Regions from separate parts of the Mus musculus genome. Here all the other regions are linked to region 4. The links are chromatin loops, found by intact Hi-C in ENCODE. Cell type or tissue: gastrocnemius. All regions are shown on one strand. Region 1 overlaps Slc25a28 (solute carrier family 25, member 28). Region 2 has its middle 14 kb from the start of Gm4311. Region 3 overlaps Gm34922 (a long non-coding RNA gene). Region 4 has its middle 5.7 kb from the start of Got1.

What was found. Hi-C counts contacts between places; a loop is a spot of excess contacts. Peaks named below come from ENCODE experiments on the same cell type or tissue, not always from the same donor. Only the 100,000 strongest peaks of a DNase experiment are listed, where the experiment ranks them.
Region 1: a loop joins it to region 4, with 4 times the contacts of the local background. A loop is called at or near these places in 22 of 42 quality-filtered maps.
Region 2: a loop joins it to region 4, with 3 times the contacts of the local background. A loop is called at or near these places in 20 of 42 quality-filtered maps.
Region 3: it touches region 4 in a loop (4-fold over the local background); 23 of 42 quality-filtered maps call a loop at or near these places.

What each region holds. Positions count from the first base shown.
Region 1 is chr19:43,663,853-43,667,852 of GRCm38, reverse strand. Slc25a28 (solute carrier family 25, member 28) reads left to right here. Exons shown (of 4, transcript NM_145156.1): 2 at 710-938; 3 at 2,025-2,081; 4 at 3,210-4,000. The coding sequence ends at 3,727. Among named protein-coding and RNA genes, the nearest start is that of Slc25a28, 9.0 kb to the left of the region's middle. In gastrocnemius, CTCF peaks have their summits at 251 (motif pointing left) and 2,203 (motif pointing right); DNase peaks (open chromatin) are centred at 240 and 2,181; H3K27ac peaks cover 1,353 bases.
Region 2 is chr19:43,653,924-43,657,923 of GRCm38, reverse strand. No RefSeq gene overlaps it. Among named protein-coding and RNA genes, the nearest start is that of Gm4311, 14 kb to the right of the region's middle. In gastrocnemius, a CTCF peak has its summit at 1,979 (motif pointing right); DNase peaks (open chromatin) are centred at 841 and 1,996.
Region 3 is chr19:43,625,338-43,629,337 of GRCm38, reverse strand. The region is part of intron 1 of Gm34922 (a long non-coding RNA gene); the gene reads right to left. Among named protein-coding and RNA genes, the nearest start is that of Gm34922, 11 kb to the right of the region's middle. In gastrocnemius, a CTCF peak has its summit at 1,797 (motif pointing left); no DNase peak of the experiment used is centred here.
Region 4 is chr19:43,528,283-43,532,282 of GRCm38, reverse strand. No RefSeq gene overlaps it. Among named protein-coding and RNA genes, the nearest start is that of Got1, 5.7 kb to the right of the region's middle. In gastrocnemius, CTCF peaks have their summits at 1,639 (motif pointing left), 1,902 (motif pointing left) and 3,894 (motif pointing right); DNase peaks (open chromatin) are centred at 1,624 and 1,886; H3K4me3 peaks cover 3,702 bases; H3K27ac peaks cover 3,514 bases.

The DNA.
Region 1 (4,000 bases), 140 kb before region 4:
TGTATGAATGAATGTATGAATGCAAATAACCACAGAGTCCAGAAAAGAGTATTTCCAGAAAAGATCCCTTGGAGCTAAAGTTACAGGCGATTGTGAGCCACCCAACGTGGGAACTGAACTCAGGCCCTCTGTAAGAGTAGTACGTGCAGGCTGGAAAGAGGGCTCCATGGTTAAGAGCATTGATTGCTCTTTCAGAGGTCTTGATTTCAATTCTCAGCAACCACGTGGTGGCTCACAACCATCTGGACTGAGATTGGTGCCCTCTTCTGGCCTGCAGACATACATGAAGGCAGAACACTGTATATATAATAAATAAATCTTTTTTAAAGTGGGGGGTAGTACATGCTCTTAATGACTGCACCAGCTCTCTAGCCTGATCTCTAAACTTAGGTGAGTTTATTAAGGTGAAACAGCAACTTTGGGAATCTCAGACTTGGTATTATCACTGGGGCACTGGGTCATTTTGGAGTTGCAGAGTGTTGCCAATAGGCAGTGTTCTCTAGGGATGTAATGGTGTTCTGCTTTTTGGCTGTGGATGACTAGAGGAAGAAAGGTCCAAGGCTTGGAAAGATGACTCATAGATTCGGGAAGTTGTAAAGGCTGGGCGCCCAATGTCACTCCCACAGGCTTACCCTGTGCCTGGGGCCGGAGGGATGGGGTAGATGAGAAGTTACAATCGCCGCCTTTGCTCTTTTTGCTGTAATTTCAGACCCGGATGCAGAGCCTACAGCCTGACCCAGCCGCCCGCTATCGGAACGTGTTGGAGGCTCTCTGGAGAATCATGAGGACAGAGGGCCTGTGGAGGCCCATGCGGGGGCTGAACGTCACAGCAACAGGCGCGGGGCCTGCCCACGCCCTCTATTTTGCCTGCTACGAAAAGTTAAAAAAGACATTGAGTGACGTAATCCACCCAGGGGGCAATAGCCATATTGCCAATGGTATTGAGCCTTCCTGTGCTGGTCCCCACTTCCCAAACTCTCTAGGCTTTGCTGCTGTCAGTGCTTCCCAGCCTCGCATGGTTTGGAGCTGCAGCTTTGGGCTGGGGTAGGCCAGATTATAGGGGAGGGACCTCCAAACCTGACGTGCTCGGACAGCGGGCTGCTTCAACCCCACTCCTCCTATGGGGCGCCTCAGCAAAGGTCACAGTGTCCTCCCTTACCACCAGCTTGACTTTCCTCTCATCTCCCTGGCATCAGCTTCGAATGCCTGGTAATGTGGAGACACACTGAACTCCCCCACTATGTATTTCTTGGTAGTTGGGTGGTACCCTACTTCTCAGGGCAGGATTGGAGGTGACCCAGCTACTCTCAAGGATGTCATTAATGGAGCCCCAGCTCTTCCCCTCACCCTTTCAGGGTCCAACCTGACCAGAGGCACTGGTGTCGTCGAGGACACGACAAAGCCTTGACAAATGGATGGGGATGGGGTCAAGGGACTGTTTGGAGAAGCCAGATGTTTTAGGCGTTGGGTGGAAATGAAGACATAGCAATACAAGGTTGAAGACAGAGTCATGTTGAGTGTAGAGTCGGGATAGTGGTTTAGGGCCAAAAGGGAAGGTCTGGATGGGCCAGCGATAGAACGATAGGATTTGGAGATAGGTTGGGCAGCTTGCAGGCAGTCAGAGAAGCAGCAGATTAGATTATGAGGTTCCGACTATCTGCCCCCCCTTCTCCCTGCACCGGTGGCCATTGTGCTGGCATGCCTCGCCAGAAGTGCATCTGCTTCCTGCCAGGACATAACTGCATTTATTCTTAGACTCCCCTACTGAAAACACCTGGGCTCTCATCTTTGCTCTTTTCGGGCCTTCCTGTCAGATATGGAATGTGCAGTGATGACATTGTTAATTGAGGGGTATACCTTCCTTTCTGGGAGCAGGAGTCAGGAGCAGTGGGTTCTGAAACCACCTCTTGGACTGACTCTTAACCTTCCTTCCCTAACCTGTGAGTCACTCACCTTCACCTGGGGCCTCAGCGCATCGCTCCCCCTCTCGGCCTGACATGTGGCAGTTGTTTTCTCCTTTGCAGGTGCAGCCGGATGTGTGGCGACATTACTTCATGATGCAGCCATGAATCCAGCGGAAGGTAAAGATCCTTCAGCCGTCTTCTGGGCAGCTGAGTCTTCATGCCTGGTTCTGGTTCTGGTTCTGTCTCGCAAAGAAAACCGGGGCACAATTTTTGTGGCAAATCCTCTTATTTGTACCACTAGATGGCGCTCCCTCCCTCCGCATGTTCAGGACTTGAGGGGGCTTGCCTCTGTTACTGAGGCAGCATAGTCTTTGGGATTTAATTCATCTTCAGGGCTTTCTTGGAATAAGTGACGGCTCTGTTGGCTTAGCCTGGCCTTTCCTAGAAGTCTGCTTTGTAGTATATTTGATCTCTGATTTGTTTCAAATTATTTTGTGTTTCTTCAAAGAATGTAGGTCTTTTAAAATTTATAATTTTAAAATATAAAGTATTGCACATACTGGAATGTAGACAAAAGGGAAAGACCAAATTGTATACTTTAACCCTTTCTTGCTACTAGGGTAGTAGCTTTTTGGGTGGAGAGAAATTTTCCCAAAACATTCGGTGAGAATTGAGGTGATCAGCCAACGGTTAGGGGCCATGTTTCTTCAGCTTAGTAGGTCTGGCAAGACTGGGATGTAAACAGCTAAAGTTAGCTAGAGGTGCACAGAACTCAAGCCATGTTATGTGTCTAAGGGAACAGGGAATGCTAGGAACTGAAGCCAGCGCTTCTCAAATCAGAACTGTGGTTTTTCATGGCAGCGTTTTCTTTCTTCTTTCACCTCCAGTCTCAGTTTTGAGTTCAGGGTTCCCATCATACCAAAGGGACGGAACTTGAGGGCTCTGCTCACTACGGTGTGCACTGCCACTGAGCCATCTGTGGTTGAGAAAGGTTAAGATAATACTAAGCTCTTCATTTCACAGAGACCCTCCCTCCGGGATTACTGAACTATAGATATGCTGGGTGTTAGCTGGTTGGTTTTAAAGAATTCCTACTAGGAGTGGGCTCATTTTAGAATTTTTCTTACTAACCCTTTCCTTCCTTCTCACTACAATAAGAGAAATACAGACTCTTAGGAAACTCACCATCCTTTGTTTTCTTCCCACCACATTGACGGATCTGCTGACTTGAAACCCTGAATTGGGATGCTCTGTCGCTGGCTGGTTGCTGCCCCGTTTCCCCTTCTCCTTCCTGGTGGCTCTCAGTCGTCAAGCAGAGGATGCAGATGTACAACTCGCCGTACCACCGCGTGACAGACTGTGTTCGGGCAGTGTGGCAAAATGAAGGGGCCGGGGCCTTTTACCGCAGCTACACGACCCAGCTGACCATGAATGTCCCCTTCCAAGCCATTCACTTCATGACCTATGAGTTCCTGCAAGAGCACTTTAACCCCCAGAGACGGTACAACCCCAGCTCCCATGTGCTCTGTGGGGCCTGCGCAGGAGCAGTAGCTGCCGCCGCCACAACCCCACTGGACGTTTGTAAAACACTGCTCAACACCCAGGAATCCCTGGCTTTGAACTCAAACATTACTGGACACATCACAGGCATGGCTAGTGCCTTCAGGACGGTCTATCAAGTAGGCGGGGTGACTGCTTACTTCCGAGGGGTGCAGGCCAGAGTCATTTACCAGATCCCCTCCACAGCCATCGCATGGTCTGTGTATGAATTTTTCAAATACCTAATCACAAAGCGGCAAGAGGAATGGAGGGCAGGCAAGTGAAGGGATGCTGAGTGGACCAGGGTCCGACCGCACGGCTGCATCCTGCCCTTCCAGCACATTCTCTGGCTGCTGGCACACTCCAGTCTCAAGAGGAGTTGGAAGGAGGGAGAGAGCTTGCTCCAGGCTGTAGTTGGCTAACACTAGTTCTTGCCAACATCTGTCGCCACTGTTGTCTTTCTTCCTGGGCTCTCTGCAAGTTGAGCAAAGCCCACCGCAGTACCTCTGCCACCGTCTCCACCCTGGGCCTGGCGACCTGCTCTAGACTGATGCAGA
Region 2 (4,000 bases), 130 kb before region 4:
TATTCCCAGGCTTTAGGAGTGTGTGTGTGTGTGTGTGTGTGTGAGTGAGAGAGAGAGAGAGACAGACAGAGAGAGACAGAGACAGAGACAGACACAGAGAGATGGAGAGGGAGAGAGTCAGTCAGAGATTCAGGGGTGGGGGTGGGGTGCTTTCATTGCAAAGGCTGGCTTTGAACTCACTCTACAGCCCAGACAGCCTTGAATTGTGATTCTGCTTCTGCCTCCTAGGTAGCTGGGATCACAGATCTATCTATGCCACTAAGACCCAGCTTCAGTCTGTTATTTTAGATTCATCCATCCATTTATATCCTCACCCCTACCCCATCCTGCTGTCCATAAACATCTTCATCTGGTTTTCCTAAAAACAAAAGCTTCCTCTTGCATAACCACAACATATTTATCAAAATCAGAAAATGTAACCTATAGGCCTAAAATGATACTTTGTTACTCCCTGCTGGGGTCAGGTCTCAGCAAAGGAGAAGAAATGCTGGTGGCACTTGGAGTCAGGACAAGCAAGGAGGAGACAACATGGGAGGAGCCTTGTCCTTGTCCACCATAGATGTCTGCCAACTCTTAGGTAGCAACTCCCCTCACCAGCCTGCTCCAGCCGTGAGTGGGCTGGCTGTTAGGATCCTCAAGCCACCCCAAGGCCACCTGCTCTTCTGTCACAGCCATGCCTCCCTTTCCTCTCAAAAGCCCCTGTTCTCAGGTTCTGAGCTGCTTTGACTTTCCGAAGCTGCACACTCCATGCTGACACCTGGCCGAAGCAGGTTCTGAGTAGGGGCTCCGTGAGCCCAAGGCCGCACGGGTCTAGTGGATACCCTGTTCCCGGGAGCTGGAAGATGGCCAAGCTGGGTGCGAAGTTAGTGCAGCGTCTTGGCTTCAGGCAAAGACCAGGCTTGGTACCTGTTTGTATCAAGTTAATGGCTTGACACGGCTTCCATCTGAGAACAAGACGTTAAAACGCTTCGGAGCAAGGACTTAGATGAGGGATTTAGCTTGTCTCACAGGTGTTCAGAGACAGACAGCTCTAGCCCTCCAAGAGCACATTCCAGGTAAGAATAGCCTTGTCTTAGCAGTAACAACTCTGAGTATGAAATGCTCTGGGCCATTTTTACACCAAATGTATTGGGCGCATGCTACTACCTCCAGGCTTCTGGAATGTAGGCAAAGGAAAAACATTTATAAAGTCTGTGGTTTGATTTTTGTTTAGCACACTTGTTCTGATACTGAGTCTCATTGCGCAGCTCAATCTAGGCTGCAATTGACTGATAATCCAGACTAGCCATGAACAGCAATCCTCCTGCCTCAGTTCCCCCACGCGCTGGCATTATAGGCATGTACCAACGTGCCTAGCTCAAAGTCTATAGCTTAAACTTTTGCACATACACTATGTTCTGGGCCCTGTTCATTCTTACAACACAGTCCTGATGTGAAAATACAGACAGACAGACAGACAGACAGACAGACAGACAGACAGATAGATAGATAGATAGATAGATAGATAGATAGATAGATAGATAGAGATAAAACCAAGAATCTAAAAAGCAAGAAACATGCCTGAATCATCATAGCAAGGACATAGCTGTAGAGCAGGGTTCCAGCCAAGAGTTCCCAAGGCTCTGCAGCTCGCATCTCTGCTTGTGGAAACTCAGGGCCCAGGCAAGAGGCTGCCTGAAAACAGGTCATGCAGAATAGGGGCTCCTCGCTCTAGCAGAGGCTTGAAGGAGGTTTTGATGTTTTTCTTTCGGGCTGCTCCTGGACTGGCTCTCCTGAGTGGGATCCCAGGGCCTCTAAGCATGTCGAATGTTAGACTTACATCTCTGTAACAGCCACTTTGCTGTCTAGAGAGTCAAGAGACCCACAAAGGATGATCATCTGGAAAGGCCTAACTAACTGCTCATGTGTGCTATCCAGGGAGGCCAGACAAGGGGTGCATGTCTTTCTCTACACAACTCTTCCGTTTTGCTTGCTGTCCTGCAGGTGGCGCCACGTCCCTCTCACATCTTCATGCTCTTAACTCCAGAGTGATCTTTCTGAATTCTCTCTGAAATGGCAACCCTTCCAACCCTCCATCCAGAGCATGTGTCCTGTGTCTTTCTCTCTCGTGTATCACTGTCCGAGACTCGGCTCTTCTCCTCAACGTGAGGCCTAGGACCTCTCTGTCTGCTGCACAGAGAGGGCCTGACAACAAGCTCAATAAGCATTTTGTTGAGAAAAATCAATCTCCACAGCATTTTTCGAGGTCCAAATCCCTAAAGCATCAGGCGTGTTGCTACGTTAGAAATAAGGAATTAGGTTCAGAGAAGTCTCTGGTAGGCCCAGATCTCAAATGAACATATATCAGTTTATGTGCACCGCAGCTCCCCCTCTCTCCCAGAGCACCCCTCTCCTCTCCGGACTCACATGTTCTACAGTCTTGTGGCCCAGCAAAGAAACCCAATGATACCTGGGAGAGCTCTTTCTAATCCTTGGACAGGACAAGGTCAAAGAGCTTTAAGGAGCATAGCACAGGATCTATTCTTAAAGGACTGCCTTGAAGTTGCCTGTGTCCAGCATTAGATGTGTTGCGCATCATTCACCCTGCGAGAGACATCTGCTTTCTTCACCCTGGCCTTTCCATTGGAGCAGCAGCCATGCCTCCTGTCTTAAGAGGCTCAGAGGAGAGGTAAATGTGCTGCTGTACAGTTGGGCATGGTGGTACTTGCCTGTAACCCCAACACTTAGGGAGGCTAAGGCAGAAGAATTGGGCTATGCAGTGAGACCCTGTGAGGGGCAGGAAGGAACTTGCTGTCTTGCCTATGGGGCAAATGCACAGTCCCTTGGGGACAGCAGTGACAGTCTCAGCACTGTGACGCCTTGAAAACCATGGACCGTTGGGTTTCTTCATGTATAATCTTCCAGGTCTGTATGGAGCAGAGGCCACACAGAGGGACTGGCAAGGGATGGGAAAGAGGGACATGGTTACAAGTATGTGGATATGACGAAACTGCAAATTTCTCTGTCTGTCTGTCTGTCTGTCTCTGCCCCCTCCAATCATATAAACTGTTTTGTAGGGCATTAGGGAATCCATTTATTTCCTTTGCTACACAGAGATTTGGAAAAAAAAAAAACTACTCTCAAATCCACTAACAAGTAGGAGAGGGCATCTTAAAAACTACAGTATTTATATACACAGAGATGTGTTACACATGTATCTTTTCTTATTAAAATGGATGTATCCCAGGGAGGTTGTAGTTCAGTTGGTAGATTGTTTGCCTACCATGCCAGAAGTTCAGGGTTACAGCTTCCGGCCTGGATACAGTCAGCATGGCGGTACAGCACTTGGGTGGTGGAGGCAAGAAGATAAGGACCTCAAGGTCACCTTTCAGTATGCAGCAAGTTCAAGCCAGTCTGTGTTACTTGAGACTTTAACCCAAAAACAAATTAACAAACTCACAAATAATGAGGCTATATCATAGAAAGTATAATGAGTATAACCAATAGTTTAAAGAGCAACTCTTTTATTTTACTGCTTATATTAGTATTTTGTCTTTTCTCTTCCATCTGTGTCCAAAGTCCATGTGTGTAAACGCATGCTATATGCAGGTGCCACTCACCACAAGACTGAACGGCCTTGCTCATGTTAGGCAAGTGCTAAGCCATGAGCTATACCTCAGACCGAGAACTTGACTATTAAATAGAGCAGTAATTTCCTTCTACATTGCTTTGGCTAAAGTTTTAGAGATGAGCTGTTAGTCATTCCTCAGTCCCTTTGTTCATTAAATACACACTTATCGCAACCGGGCACACCAGATGGCTCCCTCCATCTGCCAACAAGGAGCAAGAAACCTCTACAACTAAGTTTCTCTGTCAGAAAGACAGAGATGAAGATGCCCCGAGGGCCGGACGGGGTCCCACCTGGGAAAAGGCTCAGAAGCAGTGCAGAGCAGCAGGGAGCACCCACCGATGAGAGGTATGATTTGCAGCTTTCTCTGTCCCAGTCCAGCTAGGGAGGACA
Region 3 (4,000 bases), 97 kb before region 4:
ACGTGGGCTGAGCACCTCCCTCCTCAGGCTGGCTGTTCACACTGCCCATCTATGCCCAGCCCCGGCTACCACCATCTAGAATTACTACTGGGTGAGGGCTAGGGTTACTGCACTTAGCACAGAAAGGCCCTCACCCCAGCCTTTTCCAGACAGGGGGCTAATCACTCATCGTATGCCAGTTGGTCATGTATTTGGGGCTTTGTTTCTGCCAGATCTGAAAGCAAGCAAAGGGTGAGGGGCCACGGGGACTGGGACAGATTGAGTGCGGCTGTAGGGTGTGAATGACGGGGGTTATTCAGAGAACCAACATTCCAAAGGTGTCCCAGGGTGTGGACACACGTGAGAGCCTCTGTAACTGACATGGTGGGCATCTGACGGCCCACATGCATGGTCCCCAGCTGGGATTCCTGAGAGCCTACTGGGCACAAAGCATCTCAGATGGGAACTTCAGTGTAGTTCCTGTCTTCCAAAGGAGTCTAATAGCAGAACAATAAGAAGGTGTCCCCTTAGCTTGCCCTCAATACAATCAATCCTGTCTTCCTCCCTCCTCCTCCACCTGTCTCCAATCTCCATGAAACACACACTCATTTGTTTTGTCTAAGAGCCTAGAGGTTGTCTCAGGGTTGGGTGGGTAAAAAGGTGAGCACACATCTGTAGTCTCAGCACTGGGGAGGCAGAGATAGATAGCAGATCTTTGGGGCTCCCTGGCCAGGATTGGCAAGCTCCAAGTTCAGGCCCTGTGGATAGAGATTGAAGGAGACATTTGATGCCAACCTCTGTCCACCACAAGTGTGTGCCCATGTGTTCACCAGGTACACACTACAAACAAGTTCACATATATACACTACAATACACACACACACACACACACACACACAAAGATAATCATTTTAAAGTGGCCACCGAGAAGTGGGTTTGGGAGGAGAGAGTACGTTGATGGATCCCAGAGTGCATACAAAGTGCAAGCCACAGAACTGAATGATAGCTCATAGAATTGAACTAGACACAGGGTAAGGGCGACCACAGGTGATTTCCAGACTTCTGATCCAGCCCCTAGGCCAGGCAGTGCCTCTACGACCTGGAGGAGGCTGAGGGGGACAGATGCGAGGAGAGGGTGGCCTTCCTGTCAGGCCTCCATTGATTTTTTCTGATTTTAGTGTTCACAGGATAACTTTGCTGCTCCTCCAATGAAAATTAATTAAAGGAAACAACCCAAATTAAGATTTACTTAAAAATCAAGAGATCTGCCTGTCCCTGCCTCCCATGTGCTAGGGTTAAAGGCGTGCACTGCCGCGGCTGGCTAAAGTTAACAGATTTTTAAGTTTTAAGCTGTTGAGATGGACAGGGATAAAAAGCAGATGCTGCGAAGAGGCCTGATGCTCTTGCTCATCTTCTGCAGCCCTTTCTCACTCCTACAAAGGTTATTTTTAAAATCGGGCTGACAACGTGGCTCAGCAGGTAAGGTCCTTGTCCCCAAACTCGATGACCTGTGTTTATTACCCAGGAATTACATGGTGGAAGGAGAAAAGTGACTCCCTCAAGATATTCTCTGACCTCTCCATGTGCATTGTGGGACATATATGCTAATGTGCGCGCTCGCACTCTCTCTTTGCTCCTCCTCTCCCCTCCCTCCTCTTAATAAATTTACTTTAACAATAAAAATTTATTTAAGTGTCTGGAGAGATGGCTTAGCAGTTGGGAGCATTGTCTGCCCTCTGAGAGAACCAGGGTTTGACTCCTGGAACCCACATGGCAGCTCACAACTGTAATCCCACTTACAGGGGACACAATGCCCCCTTCTGGCCTTGTTAGGCACTGCATGTATGCAGTATACATACATACATACATACATACATACATACATACATGTAGGCAAAACACCCATAAATGGAAAAAGAAAAGTTTATTTCAAATTGTTGCTCGAATTGACAAATAAATAAACCATATGTTTTTATGGCACACATGATTTGATCATATGTGTATATGTTTTGGAATGACTAATTCAAGATAATTAGTATGCTAGACCTAGAGAGATGGCTCCGCAAGTAAGAGCATTGGCTGCGTTTGATTCCCAGCACCTACATGGCCGCTCACAAACTGTCAGTAACTCTGGGCCCAGGTGTGCCAACAACTCTGCCAACCCCTTTCTGGCCTCCATGGTGCATCGACACACGTGCAGGCAAAAAATAGAAAGAATGCAATACTCGTTAGCAACTAACGTGCCTGCATTGCACAGATACCTCAAACTCAGTTCCCCTAACTGCAATGTTGAGTCCTTTGAGCAACATCACCTCAAACTCTGGCCCTGGACCCCCCTTCTTACTCTCTGATTCTAAAAGTTGAAATTTTTCTAGATTTTGCATATGAGTGAGATCTTGCATGTGAATCTTCCTAACATTAGTTTAAAGGCAAAGAAAATTGTTCTCACAGTCAAAACAAGACCTAATCACCCCCACTTCTTTCCCTCCCCACCTTTCTTTTTACAGACCTAGTATAGCTTTCTTACCTCTGGCATACACCTCCCTAGCTCCTCCTTAGACACCAGGCTCAAGTATCATCTTTTCCTACGAGTCTATCCTGACCACTCCCATCAGACTGGCAGCATCCTGTGAAAAATCACGAGTCACCCACCCCTTCCCATCACAGAAGGAGGGAGATGTTCTCTGTGAAGATGTCCTGTCCTCCCCGAATGCTCAGTGACACTTTTACCCACCGAAAGGAGGAGATCCGAGCTTACTGAAACTGTGTTGCTTGGGTACAGTGGAACACATAAAGACTAGGTGCTGTTAAAATCATTACCACCAACAACAGCAAAAACTAAAGTGCTCTGGGGAGTTCACTGTTTAATAAATTCAAAGCCAGTCAGCAGGGGGAAAAAAAAAGGCCTGCTAATTGCAAATCAGTGCATACCCTGGAAAAGAAGTCACGTGACTTATTGCAGCAGAAGAGAATGCTGGAGGGCTGTGGGAAGGGGAGCAGCTGTTTGTGGCTGTCCAGTGTCAATGAGTAAGGCCCTGCACGCACACAAGTGCTGAAAGGAAAGCCTGTGTGGATATCCCATCCCTGCCCCTCCATTAGAGTGACCTATGGCATGGGGATGTGGATCTGACATGTAATCTATAGACTTTGGGGCTGGATCTGATTTTGACCACCTGGCAAATGAGTGGTGGCTAAACGTCCTAGCATCTCCCGGAGGTCATAAATTGCACTTAGGTATCGAGTAGGTCTTACTAAGCTGTTTAAGTTCTCGTAGCTACTACAGGAAGACATACATCTTGTGCTATACATTAACTGCATTTAACAATTAGGTTGAATGAACTGCCTGTATGTCTTGAGAAATGAGGTACCTCCTCTGGACCTCCAATTTTGTTTAGGGAGTGGATAGAGGGAAGTCTGAAAAGAAGGCAGAGGATAAGAGAAGTCACCTTCACGGTCTATCACTTGACCTTTCCTGGCAGCTGACACCCCGAGACGCCCCTTCAGGACAATTGGAAGAGAATCTCCCTTTGTTTCTTTTGCACTTTGCAATCCATACAGCTTTTTGACAATGATCTTTGACAAGATGGTTGGTATAGAAAAGGATCTTTGGCTTCTATTCAAAGATAAATGTGATTCTTATGATCTTGTGTGTGTGTGTGTGTGTGTGTGTGTGTGTGTGTGTGTGTGTGTGTGCATGTTTACGTGTGAGCATGATCACATGCCATGGGGCACACAGGACATCAGAGGACAACCTCAGATATTGGGTCTCACTTCCCAGTTTGTTTGAGTCAACATCTCTTGCTCATTGTTGCATATGTGAGGCCCGAGGCTTCCGGGATTTTCCTGTCTCAGCCTCCCATCCTGCTGTGGGGAAGCTAGCACCATAGATGCTTCTTATTTATTTATTATGTATATGAGTACACCGTCACTGTCTTCAGACACAGCAGAAGAGGACATCAGATCCCATTACAGATGGTTGTGAGCCACCATGTGGTTGCTGGGGATTGAACTCAGGACCTCT
Region 4 (4,000 bases):
TATAGTGAACTTAAAATGGTCAAGATAGTGTTACTTAAAAAAAAAAACAAAAACACGGCAAAAGAGCTAATTTTGTATTAATGTAATTTTAAAGAGCTTGTCTTTAATCAATCAACAAATATTTATGTTCAAATTAGGCACCAAATACCTTTTTTTTTTTTTTTTTTTTTTTTTTTTTGTCATGGAACATGCAGAGAGTTAGGTCTAATGGTTTTGGGTCTTAAGAAACTAGCAATCAAGTTAGGGAGATAGTTAAGGTTACATGACAATTAACTAGCAATCCAGGCAATGTAAAGACACCAGATGAGAAGAAGCAGAAAGTCTTATATGTTTAGAACAGTATTGACCTCTTTGGGCTACAATGATAGAAAAACTCGTTAGGTATCTAAATAGCTTTTAAAGCAATTAAATTTTTGCTCATTTATTTATTTTTATGTGTATGGGTGTTTTGTCTGCATGTATGTCTGTGTACCACGTGTGTGCCTAGTGCTCACAACGGCCGGAGGAAGGCATCAGATCCCCTGGGATTGGAGTTACAGACAGTTGTGAGCTGCCATGTGGCTGCTGGGAATCGAACCAGGATCCTCTAGAAGAGCAGCAGCCAGTGCTCTAACCACTGAGCCATGCCACTTTCTGAATTAGCTCTTCTAATAAATCCTGAGGCATCTCTGCTTAAGAGCGGAGGAAAACAGGCTCAGAAGTTATAATTCGCCCAGTTGACAAGGCAGGGCTGGGGCTAGACTTAATGTCTGCCACCACTTTCTCCTCAGGAGGGTTGTTTAAGTTTGCACTGAAGATTCGTTGCCAAAAAATCTTTCCAGGGTCAGGATAGAACTCAAATATACTAAGAACACTTCTGCTATATATTTTCTAAAATTAGGGTTATTCTCTCCTCCGTGTCCTCCTGACAAAGAGATTGAGCTACACTTAGCACAAAAGTCAGACCCCCCCCCTTTTATTGCTTAGAGAAATTCAAATCATAGTGTAATAGAATCGATCGAGCACACAAGCTGTTTACGCACAGCTGTCAGGCAACCGAAGCTTCAGCAAAGAAGTCCCTCCCCCACCCTGTGGAACATCGTTCCTTAAAGTCACAATACCTGGCCTACGTCTGCATTTGCCCTGATCCGCCCCAAACGCGCTAGAAATGAACACTGACACAGCGGAATGAAGTCAGTGAGTAAGAATTTAGAAGCCATCATCAGGGTTGTGAGCATATGATTTACACACATTAAAAAAACCCACATCCTGCTTCAGAAAGACGATCTAGAAAGTTCAGGAGCGTTTACTGTGTTCATAGAAGACTGCTATCTGGCTGCCTAAGGTTGAGCCACTTTTTACCTTTGCCAGACAGCACACCCAGCAGAACACCTGAAAACTCTGGTTTTCACTAAGTACTCGGTCTTCCATTATTAAGCAAATAGAAGATATGGGATTCCTTCTATAAGACCAATAAGCAATAAGAAAAATAAATTTTAAAAAGAACTTGTATGGATAAAGTAAAATTAAAACAACAACAACAAAACGGTTGGGAGCCTTTCCCCTTTTCCCTAGATGCTCAACATTTCTCAAAAAAAGGGTAGTGCTGCCCTCTACTGCCAGATGTTGAAATGTTAGAAGCTTGTCTCTTCTGGCTTTGAGCAAGAGTCAAGCCATCGGTTATAGTGTCTTAAGAAGTTAGGAGTTAAAACACTGTTTTCTGGCAAAGACATTGAGTGTGCCCTTTTCATTTGCGTCCACCTTGTACCAAAGCTTACAACTTGAGGTCATGTCTAACTAAACAGAGGGGAAAGGACACAACTCGGAGAGATACAATGGAAGTCACTGGGGCTGGAGAGGCGGCTCAGCTTCCAGAGACTCCTTTCCAGCCTGCCTGTACGCCCGACTCCAAGGCATTCGACGCCCTCTTGTGGCAACTTTGAGCACATGCTTGCAGGAGCATCTTCATGAAAAAACAAGAAATGAAATCTCAAAAGAGGAAGAGGAGGGAGGAGGAGAAGAAGGAGGAGGAGGAGGCGAGGAGGCATGACGTTAGCAGTAAGACACTGCATCTATAATGAGCAGATCTACGTAGACACGGGGCCCATTCTGAAATGTTTTTGTTTTGTTTTGTTTGTTTGTTTTTTGCTTAGTATTCTTTTTGTGATTTATGTATTTTTTAAAAATTTATTTATTCGCTCTCATTGGTCCCACTGGCTTCCTTGCTCGCTCTGGCCCAAAGGTTTATTTATTATTTTAAATAGGTACACTGTAGCTCATTTCGGGTGGTTGTGAGCCACCATGTGGTTGCTGGGATTTGAACTCAGTGCTCTTACCTGCTGAGCCATCTTGCCAGCCCCCGTGATTTATGTATTTTTAATATTTTTCTTTTCTTTTCTTTTCTTTCTTTCTTTCTTTCTTTCTTTCTTTTGTTGTTGTTGTTGTTGTTTGAGACAGTGTTTCTCTGTATAGCCTTGGCTGTCCTGAAACTCACTTTGCAGACCAGGCTGGCCTGGAACTCAGAAATCCACCTGCCTCTGCCTCCCGAGTGCTGGGATTAAAGGCGCGTGCCACCATGCCCGGCTCTTAATGTTTTTTTATTTGCTGTTTTAAGTCAGTGGTTTCTCAATCTGTAGGTGAAGACCCCTTAGTCCCTCAGGGTCTTTCTCCATATCAGACATTTACATTATAATTTATAACAGTAGCAAAATTACATTTATACATATAATAATAGAAATAATACAAAATAGTACAAAATAATCTCATGGTTGGGTGTCACCACAACATGAGGAACTGTATTAAAAAGTTGCAAGTGGAAATGAAGGTTCCCCCCAGATGTTAGGAGAATTATGGGATGGTTTCTAAGACATTTTTTTTTTCTCTTGGGGAGAAAGATATAAAAGGCTATTATTACCATGTTCATATTTTAGTTCATTTTTGAATATATTATCTTGTTTTCTTTAATTGTTTTCTAGCACTTACAGATCTTTACAAAAACTTCTTAGAATTATTAAGTAGCTAAGGCTGACCTCAAATTCTCCCTCCGCCTTCTAAGTGCTGGGATTACAGACATGTACCGCCACACCTGGCCCCTTCTCCGTCTAGAAAATATTTCAGAGTGCATACCCACTAAGAGGCCAGATCAAACAGACTTCAAAGAGAGCTCAACCATTACCTTCCAGCTGTCTAGGGACTAAAGTGTAACCTCTATGACAATAATAATAACTTCTACCCATGTGCTAACTGTGCACACGTCTATATGCTACAACTTAACGGATATGAACAGCAGAACTCAGACACATTAAGTAACTCAGTGTCTCAAAAACTAGTAAGAGGCAAAGCTGAATTTTGTTGTTGTTGTTGTTATTGTTGTTTTTCGAGACAAGGTTTCCAGTGTATGTCCTGGAATTGGCTCTGTAGACCAGGTTGGTTTTGAACTCAGAGCTTCACTTGCCTCTGCCTCCCGAGTGCTGGGGTTAGCCACCACTACCACCCAGAGCAAAGCTGGAATTTCATTCTGAATCCAAGCTTAGATATAATTCACCTGGGTTGCTCATCGTTCAATAAAAAGCCTAAAGGACTCTCAAAGCAGAGTTGGTGATATCAGAGGTGATGACGAATCTCATTAACACTTGATGGACACTGTTAGCATCTGCTGAGTTCTTATGAGATACAATTCAAAGGACTTTCACACGGAACCGCTCAACTGCATTAAACAAGTTAATCTTCTTGACAACCCCCTGGGGTAGAACTATTATTACCTTCATATTGCAGGTGAGGAAACGGAGACACGCAGAGGAAATCCACTTCCAGAGGTCAGGCTTTTAACTGTTGTACTTAAGATACTTCTTAAACACAAAAATTACATGGCACAACGATTTCTAAATGGTGCCGGGGAGTTAATTACAGTCAACAGTAGAGGGTAGCATTCACTGCACTTGGGCCTGTTGATATCTTTGGAACATAAAGGTCTTCTGAGCCTTAAATAAAACCTGCACATGTGAGTATCCAGTCCAGGACT